2 separate regions of the Homo sapiens genome follow, and region 2 is linked to region 1. A link is an interaction called in ENCODE POLR2A ChIA-PET data of the cell type or tissue named here. Cell type or tissue: Caco-2. All regions are shown on one strand.

Region 1 (2,500 bases):
TAGTCCCATTTTACTGATGAGGAAACTGAGGCTTAGAGAGAGCTAAGTAATTTGCCCATGGTCATCCAGCTCGTAGGTGGAGAAACCAGAATTCAATCCAGATGGTTTGATTCCAGAGCCACCACTCTCAACCACCGTGCTATGACCACATTTGAAGAGAATAATCCCTCCATCCCAACACTGTAAATGATAATTAAATATAATAATTGTGATGCTGCTGATAATAAATAAAAATCTTCCGTGGAGAGTGGGGCTCTGATCTGCTCCACGTTTTTGTTTGTTTGTTTGTTTTTTGAGATGAGGTCTCACCCTGTCACCCAGGCTGGAGTGCAGTGGCACCATCTCTGCTCACTGCAACCTCTGCCTCCCGGTTTCCACCGATTCTCCCACCTCAGCCTCCCGAGTAGCTGGAATTACAGGCGCATGCCACCACACCCGGATAATTTTTTGTATTTTTAGTAGAGATGGAGTTTCACCATGTTGGCCAGGCTGGTCTTGAACTCCTGACCTCGAGTGATCCATCTGCCTCGGCCTCCCAAAGTGCTGGGATTATAGGCATGAGCCACTGTGCCCCACCATCAAATAGGTTTTTTTGGTGTCCAATAACTTCCCTCTTGCAAAGCTCTTCAGATGTAGAAATGCACTTCTTTCTTGTACAAGAAGGTAAAATGAGCTGCATAGTCAAATGTTAGAATTTGGCTTAGGCTTTAAAGGGGTATTTCTTTTCTTTTCTTTCTTTCTTTTTTTTTTTTTTTGTCAAGGGATAGTAAAGAGGAAGCCTCTAACCTCAAAGCAGCCTAAGTTTTACAGACCTTCTCCTGTGTTTCTGAATCCCAGGCCTGACCAGAAATCGGTAATTTTCAGTTTGCACTCCACATTCCTAGTGGGCTGGAGCTGAGGATTTAGTGGGGAGGGTAGAAAAGGGGTGGGGTTGTGTTTTCTCACAAACTGGGTCGTCAAATTTGAGTTTCCAAGGGGGCTCTCAGTTCCCCCATGACTCTAGAGAAGGAAAAATAGAAAGCATTATAGGTGTTCAGACTGGTCACAGAAGACATCTTCGCAAGGCAGTTCCTATCACAGCCAGCTGATGTCACCAACGGGGCATGGGGGAGATGGAGGAAAGAAACAACAGAAGAGACGAAGAGGAAGGAGGGACGACGGAGCAAAAGTGAAGACATGATATACGGCCGAGGACATAGGGTGAGAGGAAAGAAAAGAAAAGGGTGGAGGAAAGAGAGAGGAAGGAGAATTCGAAGCATAGGCTTTTGCCTACTTCCCTTCTCCCGTCCCTAACACACGGATGAGAGCTTCTCGCCTCTTTCTATATCCAGAAAGTATGGAGACCCCTCACTCTCCGACCTCGGTGCTATCTCCAGGGCCCAGAGGGGCAAACTGGGGAGGGGAGGGGAGACTTGTAAACATGAGTGCAATTTTCCTCTGGTTTCCCCAGAAGTTGCCCGTTTCCTGGGCCATTCCTCTCCAGGCAGCCCTCGGGAGTTCCCGCCGCACCGACCCCAGCCAGGCTCCAGCGGTCCCCTCTCTTCCATCCCGCCATCTCTCTGAGGGGCTTGCGTCTCCCTGATGCGCTCTGGTGTCTGTCTGAGCCATCCATCAAGGATGGCAGGCTGGGGGAAACATGAAAAAGAGCCTATTTGGCTATTAACATCCCCTCCCGCTTTGTTGTCTCTCTCCTCCCCAGTCCCCTACCAGCCCCTCACCCAACCCCTCCCTTTTCCCCTTTTGCAGGAGACAAAACCAGACTGACAAGCTGAAGACTCAAACATTAATCAAACTGCGCTCCGGAACAACCTTTCCCTCGCATTAATAAATACATTTGCGGCCCCTCATTGGACAGTTGGCCTAATTTGTTTCTTTTTCGCGGGGTGGGGGGAGCAGCCGCGCCCGCGCCCCCTGGCTCCCAGCAGCCCTGTGCAAAGCAGATGTTCCGCCGCAGACGCGGAGCTGCGCCTAGCCGCGCGCCCCGGAGGCCGCGGTTGCCATGGCGACGGCGGGGCCGCCTGCTGTCGCCGAGCACGCTGTCTCGCCCGCTCAGTGATTACCTCCATCTCCGCAGTGTTCGCCATACGGCCCGGATTCTAATCAGATCCCCTCCCCCCTCCCCCCTCCCTCCTCCGCCCGGCCCACTACCCCTTCAGCTCCCACAGCCTTGGGACTCATTGAGAACTGCCCGCGCATCCCTGACGGTGCCCAGGAAGGCAGAGTGGGGGAGAGACGACCCGCACTCAGCCTGTGTTTAGGGAGGACTGGACCCAGTGCGGTTCGCAAGAGGTTCTGTGTCCCCAGGCCATCTTTGGTGACATTGAACCCCGGGAGTCCAGCTCCCAGCACTGTCCCCTGAAGACTCCTCCTCCTCCCCCTTGGTATGTTGAGGCAGGTCACCTGAGGTCCCCAAGAGAGGTAAGGCAGGCAACCATAGTTCCCCTTCCATCTGGACAAGACTCTTCCATTCCCGTTCTGTAAGTGCTGGGAATGATTTCAT
Region 2 (2,500 bases), 100 kb before region 1:
TTAATTAGGAGAGTAGCTGGATGGGATTTGCACTTTAAAAAGAGCCTTCTAACCAAATTGTGGAGGCTGACTAAGGGGGAGGCCAGAGGCCAGGAAGCAGTTTTAGAGGCCGTAGGCAGTATCTCAGGTGGATCATGGTGATGAGGATGGGGAGCCTGGGTACACTATAGGGAGATTTGTCTATGAGGTGGAATCATGAGGACTTGATGATTGGTTGGCAGTGAGGGGGATACTCAGGTTTTGTCCTGATTGGAGATACCAGAAGAGAGGCTGCTTTAACCCAGGATATTCATACAGCCCATAGGCACTGAAGGTGTCCGTGAGCCATGTGCCAGGCCTTGGTGTCTGCAGTTCAGTGGTGTAAACAGACATGGCCCACCCTGGGGAGCCCTCGCATACATTGGGCTCATGATTAGTTAATGAGTGGTGAGTGTTCCCAAAGGAGTTAGCCTCATCTCAGGGGTCCAGAAAGGCCTCTCTGAGGAAATGGCATGCCTGTTACATAATGGCTCTTAAATTATGCTGGGAAAGTCAAACAGCCAGAGACCTGAAGGGTGAGGTCTTAGCTAGTGAAGAGAACAGAAAGAGCTGTAAGCAAGGAAAGACAGCTGCAGACACTGAAGTTTTTCAAGGATCTGGAAGAAGGCCTGTGGTGGCTGAGGGTGAGAAGGCTGGACAAAGAATGGGCAAAGCTGTCGCTCAGTGCCCCAGGTGTCTGTGGCCAGCCCTAATGGAAGACCCACAGAGGGCTGGATGTACAGGTCTAACACGTGGAGCAGAGATCTGGGCCAGACACAGGCCTATGAGTTGGCAGCCTGTGGAAGGTATGTAAAGCCGTGCGAGTAGGCATGGTCACCCAGGGAAAGGGTGCTGGGTGAGGAGAAAGGACAGATGTTGGGGAACATCAGTATTTAAGGGTGGCAAAGGAAGAGGAGCCCACAAGGGGAAGAGGTGGCAGGAGAGGTGGGAGAAAATCCATGGGAATTTTGAGGAAGAGGCACTGGTCAGAGGGGCTATTGGATTGAGCAGCAAGGAGGTCGCTGGTGACCTGGGCAGGTGCAGCATGAGCGCAGTGCCAGGGTGGATGTCCTAATGCTGCCGGGAAATGAGTGAGTAGGGAAGGAGGGAGGGGACGGCAGGGTGCCAGCAGTTTTTCTACCAAGTTTGGCCAAAGGGGTAGGAAGAGAAGGCTGTGCTGGAGGGGACAGGAGGTAGAGGCGGATGATCAGTAGTACATCAAGAGTCTAGAAACTCAGGGGATGCTTTTCTGCTGGTTTTGGAATTAAATTGGTTTCCAATATGGGAAAGGAATGTTGTGTGTGGTCCCATCGGGCACCTGCAACCCCATCCCTATGCCATGCTGCCTTCAAACTTTGTTTGATGCCCCTGGAGTTTTCCATGGAACCTAAGAGAGGTACTATTGCTTGTATAGTAAATAATTGTAAAACTTCACCAGCTTGGGGACTGTTGGGAAAGTTTTAGCCAACCTAACTTAATGAAAAGTCTGAATGATATAACTTTGAAAGCAATGCAGCTTTTTCTTTCAAGAATATGCACTAATCCCACTTACCTATGTTGTTAAGTGTTGGTTTCAGTGACCGGATGTAAACTACTGTTAAAACCAAGTGGCACTATTAAAATGGCGGAAGTGGTATAAAACAATTATTCTGACTAAGGGTCCCTTTGCAATCTTCGAACACCATTTAGGCTCGCTTTAAATAGTATGAAAGAAAAGTTAAGCATAATTTATGTCCAAATTGTATATTTTAAATATAAAGTTCCAAATTAATGAGGTTCTAAAGTGCCTTTGATCATAGTCTTACAGTTAGGTATCTATGCTACCTCTTCTTAACCACTTTTCATTTCCAAACATCAGTGGGAAATGCCTCTCTTTTCCTTTTCGTGGTTAATTCTGTAGTGGCAGGGAGATCGGTCTCTCTTTTGGTTGCCCAGGTCTGCAGCCTGTGGCCATAAAGCTCTGAGTGACGCTAGGAAAGATACTTGCAAACATTGGTTTGAGATCTATAGGAGTATTTCAGGAACCAGCTGGGGAGGAAAATGAAACCAAGCTGAAATGGTGCAACGTCCAGCACTAGCAGTCTGCAGCTTGCTTCAGTAGATTCTGCTTTAACCTCCTAACTGAAGAGTCACTCAGAACCCAGCCCAGTGTCCAAACAGTTTGAGTCCAGGGTAATAAGGACTGCAGAGAGGGAGATGATGAAGAAACGCTAGGCCAGTTTTTATTTCGTCTCATTTCATTTACACTCTGCGCGGATCCTATGTCTCTTGTTTTATAATAGAGGATGTCTAAGAGAGTCATTCACTAATTTTAGCTAAGCAAACCTGAGCCCTGGGGGAGCCTCCTGGGAGAGCCATTGCCTTCCTTTGCAGTTCTGCCAGCAACAAACTCATCTTGTATTTTTATCAGCAACATGGTCTGAGAAGTATAAAAATCTTTTTTTTAACTTATTTTAAATCACTGCACTTTCTTCCAGTGAAT

The links. Peaks named below come from ENCODE experiments on the same cell type or tissue, not always from the same donor. Only the 100,000 strongest peaks of a DNase experiment are listed, where the experiment ranks them.
Region 2: POLR2A ChIA-PET joins it to region 1 with 5 read pairs; 11 of 35 experiments call an interaction of 5 or more read pairs at or near these places.

The regions. Positions count from the first base shown.
Region 1 is chr17:48,010,394-48,012,893 of GRCh38, forward strand. It overlaps LOC124904017 (a long non-coding RNA gene), which reads left to right and starts at 985. Exons shown (of 2, transcript XR_007065826.1): 1 at 985-1,200; 2 at 1,700-1,847. RefSeq lists an enhancer at 1,171-1,230 and a silencer at 2,069-2,118. In Caco-2, a CTCF peak has its summit at 1,062 (motif pointing right); DNase peaks (open chromatin) are centred at 1,098 and 2,027; H3K4me3 peaks cover 1,216 bases.
Region 2 is chr17:47,906,055-47,908,554 of GRCh38, forward strand. All of the region lies in intron 1 of SP2 (Sp2 transcription factor), which reads left to right. The region is part of intron 2 of SP2-AS1 (SP2 antisense RNA 1); the gene reads right to left. Among named protein-coding and RNA genes, the nearest start is that of SP2, 11 kb to the left of the region's middle. In Caco-2, no CTCF peak of the experiment used is centred here; no DNase peak of the experiment used is centred here.